2 separate regions of the Mus musculus genome follow, and region 2 is linked to region 1. Evidence: chromatin loops called from intact Hi-C (ENCODE). Cell type or tissue: heart. All regions are shown on one strand.

Evidence for each region. Hi-C counts contacts between places; a loop is a spot of excess contacts. Peaks named below come from ENCODE experiments on the same cell type or tissue, not always from the same donor. Only the 100,000 strongest peaks of a DNase experiment are listed, where the experiment ranks them.
Region 2: a loop joins it to region 1, with 14 times the contacts of the local background. A loop is called at or near these places in 2 of 42 quality-filtered maps.

What each region holds. Positions count from the first base shown.
Region 1 is chr10:117,726,694-117,734,693 of GRCm38, forward strand. It overlaps Slc35e3 (solute carrier family 35, member E3), which reads right to left. Exons shown (of 5, transcript NM_029875.2): 5 at 6,985-8,000. Among named protein-coding and RNA genes, the nearest start is that of Slc35e3, 16 kb to the right of the region's middle. In heart, CTCF peaks have their summits at 152 (motif pointing left) and 4,748 (motif pointing left); no DNase peak of the experiment used is centred here; H3K27ac peaks cover 1,089 bases.
Region 2 is chr10:118,366,994-118,374,993 of GRCm38, forward strand. No RefSeq gene overlaps it. Among named protein-coding and RNA genes, the nearest start is that of Ifng, 70 kb to the right of the region's middle. In heart, a CTCF peak has its summit at 3,656 (motif pointing left); a DNase peak (open chromatin) is centred at 3,638.

The DNA of each region.
Region 1 (8,000 bases):
AGTTGGTCTAGCGGTTAAGAGCACCAACTGCTCTTCTGTAGGTCCTGAGTTCAAATCCCAGCAACCACATGGTGGCTCACAACCATCTGTAATGGGAAATGATGCCCTCTTCTGGTGTATCTGAAAAACAGCAACAGTGTATTTACATATAATAAATAAATAAATAAATCTTTTAAAAAAAAAATCTCCGGCTGGAGAGATGGCTCAGTGGTTAAGAGCACCGACTGCTCTTCCAGAGGTCCTGAGTTCAAATCCCAGCAACCACATGGTGGCTCACAACCATCTGTAATGGGATCTGATGCCCTCTCCTGGTGTCACAGCTACATGTGCTCATATAAAATAAAAATTAAAATTAAAAATTTTTTAAAAAGAAAATTTTGTTTTAAAATTAATATGAACATATAGTTCTGGTTATTGTATGTTTAAATAGCTTTAGGCTCTTCTTTGATTTATTTTTAGTTTCTGTACATTGGTGTTTTGCCTCTACGTGTCTGTGTGAAGGCCAGAACCCTTGGAGCTGGAGTTACAGGCGGTTGTGAGTGGTCATTGAGTGTGCTGGGAATTGAACCCTGGTCCTCTGGAAGATTAGCCAGGGCTCCTAACCATTGAGCCATCTCTCCAGCCTTCTCACTAGGCTCTTATTCCATGTTTTCCAGGTGGGTTCTGAATGTTTCGAAGAGTTGGCCAAATTTCATTTCTGATTAGAAAGGCAAGAGAAAGCAATGTCAATCATGACTCCATGATGATGCCTGTGAGCAGGGGGTAACACCACGTGGCGGAGTGGGTCTGGGGGAAGATCGGTTGCTTGGTTTGGACATAGGGAGCTTACAGTAGCCTCTGGATGAATGAGCTATATGTAGTGACCCAGTCTTTTTTTTGTTCTCTTGACTCTGTGTTCTTTCATTAAACTCCAAGGTAGCTAAGAAAAGAAGCCTGGGAATGAATTCAAATCCCCTAATGTAAAGACCCAATTTAAACGGAGCAAATAAGGCCAGGCTGAGCCAATCAAGAGGCTCCTGAATCCACATATCTTGGGCTCCAAACATGGCTGTCGCTCCACGTGGGTGGGCCAGTCCTCCTGAAGTGTGTGAGGAGGACCAGCGTTTCCACTTCTAACCTTTTGTATACCTATAAAAAGACTACTTTGTGTCAGATGTGGTGTGTGTCTGGAATCTCAACAACTCGGAAACTGGAGAAGGACTCTAATGTGGCTAGCCCGGGGATCTTGACTAGATTCCGTTTCAAAACGCACAAAATGGAGGGACTAAGGATACAGCTTAATGGTAAAGAAAGCGCTGGCACCCCCTTTCCCCTCCCCCCTCCTCTTCCCCCCCCCCCCAAAAAAAAAAAAACTTTTGTAAAATGTGAAATAGGGATTGTGACTTGGTTTGTGTAGTGGCTATTCCTGGTTGTCAACTTGACAATATTTGGAATGAACTACAATCCGGAATTGGAAGGCTCACCAGTGACCCTTATCTGGAGGCTTGGAGATCCTTATCTGGATCTTGGTTTGAAGATCTTGAGCCATAGTGGCTATGGATTCCAGAAGATTGAATCTCCGAGTTAAGGAACACACCTTTAATCTGGGCTATGCCTTTCATCTGGGATTAAAGGTGTGGTGGAACACACCTTTAATCTGGGCTACACCTTTTGCTGGAGACAATATAAGGACATTGGAAGAAGGGAGTCTAGCTCTTGCTCTTGCTCCTTCGCCTGCTTGCTGCGTGAGACTGAGTAACTGCTAGATCCTTGGACTTCCATTCACAGCTGCGACTGAACCATTGTTGGGAATTGGGCTGCCGACTGTAAGTCATCAATAAATTCCTTTACTATTTAGAAATTATCCATAAGTTCTGTGACTCTAGAGAACCCTGACTAATACAGTTTGATTCACCAACTTCTTGGGTAGGAAAATCGCTATAGAAAAAGGTTTGGAAACCCAGCAGGCTGTGTACATTTCCAGCAGGGGAGGTCAGTGTTAGGTGGGGATGAAGGATGTGATGACATTGGAGAACCTCATGGTGGTGGCCTTGTAGGGCTTCTCCAGAGCCACAAAGGCCAGTGGCAGGGGAGGAGGAGGCCTTGGCCAGGTTCAGTGTGGGAAGCAGAGGAAGCCCTGAGAGTGTGAACCTGGAGAGTATGAACTGTGAGCGTGTGAACCACGAGAAAGGTCCAGAGTGAATTCTGCGGTTGACTTGGGCATGGCAAACTCAGGCCTCTAAGGCTCAGATCCAGGCCCTTTCCCACGTGGCCTGGGCTCAAGGGAACACAAAGCTTTTCCTGGATGTTTACGGCCTGAGACCGCTCACCTAGAGAGACCCCTCTTCTTGTCCCATATGTAATAAACACACAGGTTCTGGGTTGCACAGGTTTAGAGAACTCCCACCTGACTCTGGCTTTACTGTATGTGTGTCTGGCCTTTCTCCAGTCCCTTGCTCCTTTGCAAAGTTCCAGGACCGGAGCTGCTGGGGCCCCAGCATTCCAGAGCCCCATCGAACTACTGGTGATGAGTCTCAGGCTTGCTGTCCCTGAGAGGAGTACTAAGTTCAAGCACTGGATGTCTGCCTCATGCTGTTCCTTATGAATTCAAAGAATGGCTCTGTATGTGGTTGAAGAGTTCTCTAGTCTAAGCAGGATAAAGCAGGACTGCGGAAACCCCAGCCCTTAAAGTTCCTCGCCCACACCTGCAGATGTGTGGTGTGTGGATTCTCAAAGAACATGGGCCTGGTGCATGGGACAGGTCCCAAGGCACCATGGGAGGCAAGGGCAGATGGTGACAGGATTGCACAGATTGTACTTTGTTGCCAACAGAAGTATGGTTAGGACGTACTAGTCAGGACGAAATTGATTTTTATCAAAGCCAGAGTATACACAGCTTATCTGGAGTCAACATCAAAAGAGGGCACGTGCATTCCTGGTGCGGTCTGCTCATGAAGAGCCACATTCCAGTCTGACGGCTGGCTGTGCACAGTATGCCAGAAAAACGTGCAGTGGGAGGGGCAGACCAGGATTACTTGGTGACAGTCAGAGAAGGTATGACTCAAGATGGCTTTGGTCAGGTCAGGCTGGAACCTACAGTCTCCACATGCAGCTCTATCCCACGTTACAGGAGCCTAGAGCTCCACCACAGTAGGCTTTCCCTAACCCGGCGGTTCTCAGCCTTGCTAACGCTGTGACCCTTTAATACAGTTCCTCATGCTGTGACCTCCAACCATAACACTATTTTCATTGCTATTTCATAACTGTAATTTTGCAACTGTTATGAATTGTAATGTAAATGTCTGATATGCAGGGGAGAGCTGGTGGGCTGACCAACTCAGTAACCACCCAGGTCCAGATCATCAGGGCTTTGAGTTGACCCAACCCAACATCCACCTCATCTATGAACGTCTGGGGCTCATGAAGTGGCCGGACCTGCAGATCCAAAGCAGTAGGACCTCCATGTCACAGAGCAACAACAGGATATCTGGGAGAAGCCCCAGTAAGGATCCAGCATTGATAGCGAAGCAGAAGCCAGAGGTGGAGAAACAGACCAGTGACTCACGGCAATGAACATCTGCAAGTAAAGATGTGTGGACAGAAAGGTATAGCGTGTGACACACTGTGACACACCGCAGCTTCCACGGTGAGATCTTCTATGTTTTGTTTCCTTTTGGTGGGGAGATTGCAAGGGCAGGGGTTAGATATGGAGGGATGGGGAGATGAGTGGGGTTGGGATGCATGGTGTGAAGTTCACAATCAAGGCTGGAGAGATGGCTCAGTGGTTAAGAGCACCGACTGCTCTTCCGAAGGTCCTGAGTTCAAGTCCCAGGAACCACATGGTGGCTCACAACCATCCTTAATGAGATCTGATGCCCTCTTCTGGTGTGTCTGAAGATAGCTACAGTGTACTTAGATATAATAGTAAATATATAAATCTTTATATAAAAAAAGAAATCCACAATCAAATGTTTTAAAATGTTTATGTAAAAAATTTTAAAATTACTAAAAACAAAGAAAACCGAACACGACACCCAGTTGCTCAGGGATGCGCCCAAAATTGCAAGTGACAGCTATAGGCACCCTTACTCAATGGGGCTCTCCTTCCCAACCCGGAACAGGCAGCCCGCAGCCTGGTAGCTGCTTCAGCAGCCACTGGTCTGCCCAGGCTCTTCTCGAAACTCCGGTGATTCTGAACATCCACAGCCAGCCTGGGATGTTTAAGAATTGGAATGAGCTGGCCGGTGGTGGCGCACGCCTTTAATCCCAGCACTTGAGAGACAGAGGCAGGTGGATTTCTGAGTTCGAGGCCAGCCTGGTCTACAGAGTGAGTTCCAGGACAACCAAGGGTACACAAAGAAACCCTGTCTTGAAAACCAAAACAAACAAACAAAAGAGTTGGAATGAGGCACAACCAGCCATCTCACCATCTCTGTCCCTTGGATCAAATGATATAAGAATCTTCAACTTTGCTCGAGTTCCACAGATGAGATGACACAGGACCTGCCCTGACTACAAGGCAATAATGAGAAACTGGCTCACTTAAACTTTTAGAGTAGACACGAGCAAATATGAATGTTTCAAACAAAACCCAACGTTAGTCTTTTTTCTTTTTCTCCCTCCCACATTTTTGTTATATATTCTGAGGGCTGGAGACGGCTCAGCAGTTAAGAGCCCTTGCTGCTCTTGAAGAGGACTTGGTTCTTTCCCCAGGATCCACATGGTGGCTCCCAAGCCCTCTGTAACTCTAGTTCCAGGGTGTGGAATGCCCTCTTCTGGCCTCTGCGAGAATCAGCCGTGCTTGTGGTAGAGACGTAGGTGCAAGGGAAACACTATCTGCATGAACTTTTATCTTTTGACTCTTATGGTTGTGGTCAACAAGTCTCTCCATAATTCTCTAAGATGTACAGGCTGTGGGGGTTGGCTTGGCTCTTCAGCTCCAGCCAGAGACAGATCAGGAGGCCCGCCATTGCCACAGGGAGTCCTAGAAGATCTCAGACTGATTCTATGTCTCCCAGGGTGACTGGTAAGACCCACCCACTCCTGTCCCCGCAATGAATGTAGACCTGATTTCTAACTGAAGAAACAGGAAACGGAGAGCGCACGCTAGGTACAGAATATTAGGTTGGAAAAGGGAAACCTTAAAAGTTAAACATTTAGCTGGGTGTTGTGCCTCCCAGCTATAAGCCAGGTGCTCTGGAGGTAAAGGCAGGAAGAGTGTATCAATCTCGGTTACATATCCAGGCCAGCCTTGGCTGCGGGAGGCCCGTCTCAAAACAAGTGAATTTACTGTGCTTTCAGCGACTAAGGTTGTTCTGAAACAAATGTTAAGGTATTAGTGATTTTAACATAGCAAGTCTTTTTTTTTTTTTTTTTTTTTTGGTTTCTCGAGACAGGGTTTCTCTGTGTAGCCCTGGCTGTCCTGGAACTCACTTTGTAGACCAGGCTGGCCTCGAACTCAGAAATCCGCCTGCCTCTGCCTCCCTGAGTGCTGGGATTAAAAGCGTGTGCCACCACGCCCAGCAACACAGCAAGTCTTAAGAGGTTAAAGACTGAAGCTTAGGAAAGGTGGTATTCAGAGAATGGTTTCTTTATACTGTCATTACTACTGAGATAGCACAGAACACACACACACACCATCCAGATGCACACAGGCAGGCCCAAGGCTGCAGATAACTAACCTGACCCTCAACAAATAGGCTGTCTTCTCTTTCCAACCCAGACCAGGCGGCCTGCAAGCATCAGATAGCAGCAGTCTCACTAGGCAACCCCGAGTAGGTCTAGAATTCTGTATATAGATTAGGAGGGCTTCTAATTCAAAGATCCACATTCCTTGGCCTCTGAGGGCGTTGATTAAAGGCGTGTACAGCCACACCTGACTCCTTCCCATTACCTTAATGCTTTCTGTTTTATTTAGACATGTATGTATATATATACACTGCATGCAGAATTAGAGGAAGCCAGTAGGTGTCCTCTGTCATGCAGCCTTGTTCCGGAGAGACCTCTCACAGAAACTGGGCTGGACCCATCAAGCCCTGGGGAATCCTCCTGCCTCTCTATCCCACACAGTACTGGGTTTAAGGGTTTCCACATAGTTGCACCTAGCTTCTATTTTTAAAACTTTATGTGTAGGGCCAAGCTGGATGGCACAAGCCTTTAAGGAGACAGAGATCCCTGAGTTCAAGGCCAGCCTGGTCTGCATGGCTGTTGTGCCTGCACGTCTGTCTGTGTACCACTTGTATAACAGGTACCCGTGGAGCCAGGAAAGGCCATCCATCTCCTGGAACTGGAGTTATAGATGCTTGTGGGCTGTCATGTGGGCGCTGGGAATAGAGTCTCTCCAGTCTCCTGTTGGGAGCCGACTCTGAGCAGAAAGCGGCTATCAGCTCTGCAGCCATTTCTGGCTACTTACTTGCGGGTGGTCCTTTTCCACCCCGACGAGAGACTTGCTTTTCCTAGCATGATGTTTCTGCAGGAAGCCCACCACGGCTGAACACACTCTGATAACAACTTGATCAGACAGCCTGTTTTGTCTCCATTCTTCGAGTCTCTTGCCATTCAGTCCCCACTCTCTCTCTTGCAGACCCCCTTGACCGTCCCACGGCGCCCGAACAGTCCCCCATGCCTGTTTTTTTTCCCGCCCCCCACCCCCCTCCATTAGTTGACAAGGGACTTGGAATTTTGCTGCATTGGAGCTGTGGGTTTGCAAGCAGAACAGACCAGCACTTCCACATATGCAGAGGCCCACTTTCTTCATGGGCTCTAGTATGCAAGACATAAGTGAGAACAGAGGGTCCTTATCGTTTTTTAGCAAAGAGTTTAAGTCTAGCCATTTGACATAGGATTAAAAACTACATTCAGTTCCATTGGCAACAAAAAGACAGTGCTGCCTAGTGTCTGTCATTGTGGTCACTGTGCTTGCTCCAGGGCATCAGTGTGTTTTCCTTAGGAATTTTCAACTAGATGAAAGTCTTCAGGGTGTAAAAAACTGCTTATCAGCCTGTATGGTTCTAATAGTAGAGAGTTTATTCACGTATATAAACACGCCTTGATTCACCATACTCCCACTCTGTCCCTCATTCCTACTGACACCAGCCACTTATCATACCCCACCCACCTACCTATTCAAACCACCCCGGTCCCCAGGGCTTATCTACAGCTAGGATTTGTACGCAGTACAAATCAACTCCGGTCCCCAGGGCTTATCTACAGCTAGGATTTGTACGCAGTACAAATCAACTCCGTTGTTCCTAATGCACAGAAACCTGAGGCTCTCTGTGCTGGAAGACTTTCCGTTAGCTTCTGGGAAACTGTTAAACATTAAACATACACAGAAAATGTTTCTTGAGCATGATTCCAAAGGTCCATGATGGTGAAGACGGCATGTTCTGCAGTTCTTGGCATAATAACACAACTCTGTAAACTGAGGACAATATTTAAAACAAAGACCCACGGAAGCACATGGACTGATACACAGCAGACAATGCCATTCTCCAAAATACACATTTAGTGAGGCCAGGAAAAAAAAAAAAAGTCCTAGACCAGGCACCCTTCCTTTCCCCTTAACAGAACTCAGTATGTGATTTGGGCTGCCCTGGAAGTCTGTGCGGTCTACACGGCCAAGGAACTCGTAGCCCTGACTCACTGCCCAACCTTGAGACCTAGGGGTGTGTCTTCTCCTCGAGCTCAGCACTCCTGTGGCCTGATGACTTGAAAAGGCTTTGTTTTGGCAGTGCTGGGGATACAACCCAGGCTTTTTTATTTGGTTAAAAAAAAAAAAAACCTAAAAACTACCACTACCAACAAAAAATCCTAATATATTAAAAGTTACCTCTTCCTGTGAAGAAGAAAATTCCAGATAAGATGTATTATCACAAGACACGTCTCTTTGTCTTAAGCTGCTTTCTCACAGGAAGTGTATGCTTAGAAAAAGTTATTATTCCAAGAGACCCGACTCTTCTGCGGTCATCAGCGGCTGCTGTGAATGGCAAAACGACAAGATACCTGAAGGCAGACACACA
Region 2 (8,000 bases), 640 kb after region 1:
ACGATCTTCTGGGCTCCTCCAAGGGCTTGGATCACTTCTCCAGCCATGCCCTTTGTAGCACACGCGTCATCCTCTAGGCTCCAGATGCCTGTACTCCACTGCTGCTGCTGCTCTTAGTGGTCATCTCATGGTACTGGCATCTCCAAAACACTGCATGACCCCTTCAGTCCTGGGCCGTCAATTGCAACTGAGGCTGCACCTTCACCAATGGCCTTCCATGGCCTCTCACAGTGCTGAGCCTCAGCTGCTCTGTGTGACCCCCTCATGCCTTCAAAACCAGTACCACCTAGGTGACCCTTACACATTACCAAGTCCCACTGCAGCAGGAGTATACCCTTGGCTATCTCTGAAACACAGCCTCTTTGTGCTTTCAAAAAACACTTCCCAGAAGATGTCACCTCAATGATGCTGGTCTCTTCTTAATCACTAATTTCTTAGCTCCAGCTAACCAGCATCAATGGTCCTAGTAATGCAAAGTTTTTGTTTTAGTAGTTCTGGTATCTTGTTAATCACAGCTGATTCTTCAGCCCCAGCTAACCAGAACCACAAAATCTTCACAATCAAAATAGCAATAGCCCTAAAAAAAAATCTTCCCTCTGAAATTTCACAAGCCAGACCTCCATCTTCAGCACTGTTCTCAACATTATCTTCCAAGCTCCTACACAATATTCGACAGAGCTCTTAACACCGAATGGATCTTCTGTCCCAAAGTTCCAAAGTCTTTCCACAGTGCTTCCCAAAACTTGGTCAGGTTATCACAGGAATACCCCACTATGCTGGTACCAATTTGTGTCTTAGTCAGGGTTTCTATTCATGCACAAACATCATGACCAAGAAACAACCTGGGGAGGAAAGGGTTTATTTGGCTTACACTTCCATATTGCTGTTCATCACCAAGGAAGTCAGGACTGGAACTCAAGCAGGTCAGAAAGCAGGAGCTGCTGCAGAGGCCATGGAGGGATGTTCTTTACTGGCTTGCTTCCCCTGGCTTGCTCAGCCTGCTCTCTTATAGAACCAAGACTACCAGCCCAGAGATGGCACCACCCACAAGGGACCTTTCCCCCTTGATCACTAATTGAGAAAATGCCTTACAGCTGGATCTCATGGAGGCATTTTCTCAACTGAAGTTCCTTTCTCTGTGATAACTCCAGTTGTGTCAAGTTGACACACCAAACCAGCCAGTACAATGTGTAAGAAACCATCCCTTGAGATGGGGTCACTAACATGACCTTATCCCTGGGAAACCAACACTTTATAAATCATTTGTAAAGTTATATAATAGCATTATGAGAGATAAAAACTTTCTCCATAATAAAATTTCATATGGCTACATGTGTGTCATCAGAGGTGGGCCTTTATGGTAAAGGAATCCTTAAATAAAAAATTAAAATAGTTTAAATTTACTCATTTAAGATTTACAAAAAAATCAGGTGTTAGATGTTAAACAGTAATTGACCATAAAGCTTTATTAACCTGCTCTTGGAAATATGCCACTAGCCTTGGATGACAGTTCCCACTGCATCCATCCTTTTAGAATTGTTATATTTTGACTTATATAAATGATGTTCCCTGTTCTGTTTGTGATTCACTGAATACATAGTTTCAGAGTTGTAATGCTTGGATGATTTTTGTGCTTTACTGTGCCAAATGATTTTTGTTGGTATTTGTGATTGTCTCACTGGATATAGTTTCTAAGAGATGTAATGTTTGCTTTTTTTAATGTATAAAATCCCCTGCTTGAGAGCTGCAAAATACACTCAGATTCAAACTGCCTCTGTGTTTGTTATTGTTTGTTACCACCGAATCCTTACCCACCTAGCTTCAAGAACCCTCGTCACAGGGACCCCCATACCCGACTAGGGTGGTCTGTGGAGAGGGAGAGGAAGAGGAGGAAGGAGGAGGAGGGAGGTGGGAGGGAGAGGGAGGGACGAGGAGGCAGGAGGAGGGAGATGGGAAGGAGGGGGAGGGAGAAGGAGGGAGAGGGGGAGGTGGAGGGAGGACATCAGTGCTGGGATTACTGTGTGGCCACACTCACCTTAGGATCACCTTTTACTTATATATGTCTTGTCCTAGGTTTTCTATTGCTCTGATGGAACACCCTGACCCAAAAGCAAGTTAGGGAGGAAAGGGTTTATTCAGCTTATACTTTCAGTTCATTGTCCATCATTGGAGGAAGTCAGGGCAGGAACCTGGCGGCAGGGTCTGATGAAGAGGCCATGGAGGGTGCTGCTTATTGGCTTGCTTCCCCTGGCATACTCAGCCTGCTTTCTTATAGAACCCAGGGCCACCAGCCCAGGAATGGCCTCACCCACAATAGGCTGGGCCTTCCCCTATTAGTCACAAATTAAGAAAATGCCTTACAGCCGGATCTTATGGAGATATTTTCTCAACTGAGGGTTCTTTCTCTTTAATGACTCTAGCTTGTGTCAAGTTGACACACAGAACCAGCCAGTGTGTGTATCTAGCATTTATAATTAACTATATAACAAGGAGGGTGTGTCTTATTTCATACCTAGATGATCTGATGCCTCTATCTGGTTATTGTCACATTGAACAATAAAGAATGGAGGACAAGAGTGTCGGAGTTCTGATTAAAACATCCACAGGGATAAGGGCTTGGTGGTGGGAGAGGGACACAAAGCCAGGATCTGTGCTCCAACAATGCTGTGTCAGCCTTTACCCTTCGGCTGGAGTGAGTGCGCAGCCACAGCCTGGGAGCCGCCCTTGTCACGTGCTCAGGACCTATACGCTGGCAGTGATGCTGGGTTTTTTTTCTGTGTGGCCCTGACTGTCCTGGAACTAGATCTGTAGACCAGGCTGGCCTCGAACTCCGAAACCCCCAGGCCTCTGGCTACTGAGTGCTGAGATAAAGACTTTCGCCAGCACCACCCAGCATAGGATGTCCATTCTTATGGTCTAAAATGCTCACGATAAGAATTCCAAGGCTTAGTGCCCAGGTGCTTCCGAGTGGGTGTTTGGATCGTAAAGAAATTTCAGCAAATTAACATACTTACCTCTTCTTAGCTTGTGTTTAATTTTCACGTTTGGTAGAGAGACTTGGACTGCGGTCTCTCTCCCCTGCACAAATTCTTGTTTTTTGTTTTTTTGTTTTTTGTTTTTTTTATCAAGGTGGGATAAGTAATAAGGAAAACTACAAACTAATGCCTCTCTGTGGAACATAGAGGAGAGGAGGCTCTGGGTTAGCTCCCTTGCCTGAAAGGACGGAAAGTTTATCACTTAAATTTGGCTTATTCCGTATTTATCCTATACAGCCACATTCTTACGACTTCTTACATATAAGTTAATCATTATACGAATGTACGTTTCACTGATCACCAGTTTATTATGGGATTGCCATTCCCAACAAGAGAAATTTATGTCACCCAGAAATCCAAAGAGAAGGAAGAATTTAACATGGAGGGGAAGAGGTGAGCCCTGTGGAGGACCCTTGGAGAGTTGCCAGAAAGATAGCTGCTCTGGGTCGTTTAAAATGGGAATTTGGAACATGTCCTCAATATTTTCTTCTCATGCAGGAATCTTCAGTTTCTGTTCCGATGCATCTCCTCTGTCAGTTTTGGAGCTTTTGTTGGTCTAGCTCCACCCACAAGGTGGGGCAGTGGTATGCTGAATAGTGTTGCAGTTTAGTGGCTTGCGCCCTCTTGTGGCCACATACTAGCATAGCACCGACCAATCTCCTTCCACCTCAAGCCTGCTTCGGTAAATTTGTTCCACAAACCATGGCCAGCGCTCTGGTATAAAGCAATTTCCCCGGGAAGTAGAACGTCACAGCATCGGACTGATATTTGTATTGCCTCCTCAGGCATTGCGGTGGAAAATTAGACTCTGGCTACCTGTTTAATTTCCCTCTGATCATAAGTTTATATTATTTGACAGAAAACTTGGTAGCAGTTAAACATAAATTTTATTGAGCATTTTCTGTACAAGAAATTCTTATTTTTATTCGGGTCAGAGAGTATCAGAGAGATTTTATAAGACATAGAATGTGGCATTAATTTAATGTTTCCTTGATAAAAACAGCTACATAGGGGTAAAACAAACAGTATATGCTGTATACTCTACACACGATATGTTTATAAACAGTATAGAAACAGCAAATATATAGAAACATTATTCTTTCTGCATTTGTCCTTGTTGGCTCTACCACTAGGTTTGTTGTAGGAAACATGAGGAAAATGTAGAATTTGTCCTTTGAGGTGTGTGTGAGTGTGAGTGTGTGTGTATGTGTGTGTGTGTGTTCATAGGGCTGTAGGGAAAGAAGGAGGCGGCAACTTAACTTCATAGACACTTGTCACATAAGGAAGAGTTAACGCGCACAGGCAGGAGTCTTAGCAAAGTTCTGTGGTTTGGAGTAGGTGTGAAAAATTCCGGACAAAACAGGTAAGATACCGAGAACCCCTCTCCCCTGGCCAGGATTTCCGTCAGCACAGGTCGTTCTCCAGCGTGCCATATAGCTAAGGGTAGATGTGAACTGACCCTGTCGCTCTTACCTCCTGGGTGCCGGGATTCCCAGCACACACCATTCCGCTCCGTCTGAGTTCCAAAGATCCTTCATGCATATTGAAGAACCTGGCAGAATCTTCTTTCCACGACCAAGAAGCGGGGACAATAAATGGGCTGCACTCTGTCTAGGATTCTAGGACCACAGTAGGGCGGTGTTACCGTCAGCAGATAGGGCTGCGTCCACACTGCTGCCCAGCCTGTCCTGTTCTCAACACTTAACGTAGGTAACAGAAAAGAACCATACAGACCGGTTCCTTAACCTGTACGCTTCACTCTTGAAGCCATGTCAACACCAAACATTTGGCCTTCTGCTCTGCCCCGGTCCAAAAAACCTTGTCAAGAACCAATATCCCAACAGATGCTGCAAGCCAGTGGGATTTTATTTTGACTCCATGCTTTGAAGCTAATAGGAAGAATTGATGTTTTTATTTTTACACTTTCGTATGGATAAGGGCATTTTCATAAAACGTCAGTGTATGCTGAGGCTATCCGCTCATGGCTCCTCCCTTGCCTCTTTGCATCCCTCCCTCCTCCTCTGGGTTCCGCTAGGTAGCATTATGTCTATATTTTTATAGACATTTTTCTAGCGTATGCGATTTTAAATATTTTTTGACCATGTTGAGTTTTTATTGCCATCGACAGTTTGTCATGGGGACCAGAATGGATCAAAACGGATGACTTAATAAAGATGAAAATACATTTTAATTTATTATTTTATTTTCAATTCAGACGATGATATCAGCATATCGTGTCCTTGACATTTTATTCTAGAATGAAATAAAAGCCCATACAGACTTTGAAGCAGTGAGGAACTTTTACCTAAAGCAAACCAGTAGAAAAGATCAGAATCTGCTGTAGGGACGGCAGGCCACGTGACTGAAGATCTTCAGGGGCCTTGATTATCTTTTGGGGTTTCTCTTTATGGCATCGAAGAGGAGTTTGGTTGCTAGGGGACAGAGCGAGGGTGGCGCTTTGTTTTGACTGATAGATTAGGTCATGTGATCAGTTTTTTACTACATATGTTCTTTCCCATAATGCATCTGATTTTAATTATATACGTGGACACAAGGCTGTCAATAGGGGAGTCTCCCTAAAGGTTAGCCTGAGGACAGTTGTGCCTTATTTTGTGGGCATCCAAAGCCAGTTCAGACTCCCATCACCCTTTCTATCCTTCCTATTTGAATAAAGAGGGAATTCATTTGAATAAAAACCACTCAGAGAGGGACAGACAGGTATTCTGTGGCCGGCTGGCAGCTGAGTAGTCTTGCAGTTGCTAGGTGTGTTGTCCAGAGAGGAATATATATGAACAGTGCATAGGGGTAAGGGAGTTAGCCTGGCAAATACATTGTTACAAAGTGAAGTGGAAATTTCTGGTTTCTTTGGAAAGTCAGTTGTGTCAGATGGTGTTTTGCTGGGGCAGACATGTGAAGGAGTGTTTTCCTGAAGCGGATACAGAAGAGAGGATGTTCTGCTAAAGCAAGCATGTGAAAGGATGGGTGATGAAGGATTCGTTGCTAAGGAGACACGCGCGCGCGCACACACACACACAGACACACACAGACACACACAGACACACACACACTGGTTCGCCTTACATTGCATTCTTGAGGTCCATTTGTCAGGACTCCATAGAGAAAAACATACTGAAAAACTTCTTGTAAGGTTCCTGCGGCTTCTTGCCGCTTCTGTGGAATCAGGTGATTGGCAGAGTGATGTCAGCTGAGACAGACTTGTGTGCTGAGACAAGACCCGTGGAGGGCACATGATATTTGGAGGGAGAATGAGTAGGACTCAAAGAACAGTGACAGAGCCTTGCCTAGCTAACTTTACAATGCTTCTTGGTCTGGAGTCTTTGCTGATCTTTGCTTCATTGAGAGATGCATGACAAAGAAGAAAGGGCGGTGGCCTTTGCTGTTGGGTTAAGTACATCTCCGTGCAGTCCTAGCTGTCCTGGAACTCACTCTGTAGACCAGGCTGGCCTCGAACTCAGAAATCCGCCTGCCTCTGCCTCCCAAGTGCTGGGATTAAAGGTGTGCGCCATTAGCTCTAGTTGTAACTTTAAAAACATTTTCATGGGGGCTGGAGAGATAGCTCAGCGGTTAAGAGCACCGATGCTCTTCCAGAGGTCCTGAGTTCAATGCCCAACAACCACATGGTGGCTCACAACCATCTGTAATGGGATCTGATGCCCTTTTCTGGTGTGTATGAAGACAGTTACAGTGTACTCATATACATAAAATAAATAAGTAAAAATTTTTTTCACATCTTTATTTCTTTTTTCCCCCCTCTTTTAATTGTATCAGCTATGGGCTCCTCTCATGCGGTATTCCCTCCATTAGCTCTGAGAGTGTAGCAGGTTTTCACTCATTGTATGTAGAAATAATGTTGTTAGGGACATATACAAATGAGTGTCACATCTCCTCAACTAAAATTTACCTTCGTTATTTTAATGTTATTTTTTTCCTCTATATCCTACTTTTTTTTAAAGATCTATTTATTTATTATATGTGAGTACACTGTAGCTGTCCTCAGATACTCCAGAAGAGGGCATCAGATTTCGTTACGGATGGTTGTGAGCCACCATGTGGTTGTTGGGATTTGAACTCGGGACCTTTGGAAGAGCAGTCGGTGCTCTTAACCACTGAGCCATCTTGCCAGCCCTATATCCTACTTTTGATACTAATAGATTCACTCCAGCTTTTAAGAAACTCACAATCAGTATGACACATCTGTTTTCATCTATGGTTGAAGCTGGGTTCTCTTAGGCAGCATCTGTTTAAACTGTGTTTTCTAAGATATTGCCTTGACATCCTCTCCAGCACTGTGGTTAAGCCATTCACATCTGAAATGAAAGAGGAAGGGGATACGTGCTATGTTGAGGTCAAGGATGAACTTCAAGAATCACTTTTTTTCCGTGTGGGTTCTGGGGCTTGAACTCAGGTCTTAGGCTCATACGGCAAGCACTCTTACCTTCTGAGCCATCTCATGGCCCCAGACTACTCTCGTCTAAAGGGTTTACTAATGGAGTTTAATTTAAACGTACCAGTCTGCTCTCTATTCTTACATATGCTTCCTGTTCTCTTTTTATATCCCTCTTTCTTCATCTTCATGATAAATCAAAGAAAAAAGATTCCATTTTATCATCTTCATTGACTTGCATTGAATCATTTTGCCAATCTGAGACCAGGCGTTCTAGCTCATCATTTAACATTTTTGTTTTTCATGATTAGATGTGTAGATTTATTATTTTTAAATTTTAATTATTTTTTTGAGACACAGTTTCTTTGTGTAGTCCTGTCATCCTGAAACTCTCTCTGTGTAGACCTGGCTGGCCTTAAACTCAGAAATTCACCTGTCTCTGCCTCCCAAGTGCTAGAATGGTGCATGCCACCATTGCCCAAATAGATACCCAGTTTTATACAGAAACAGGTTTGATTTCATTGGCTGGAACACTTCACAGGCAGCGTTCTATATTTTCA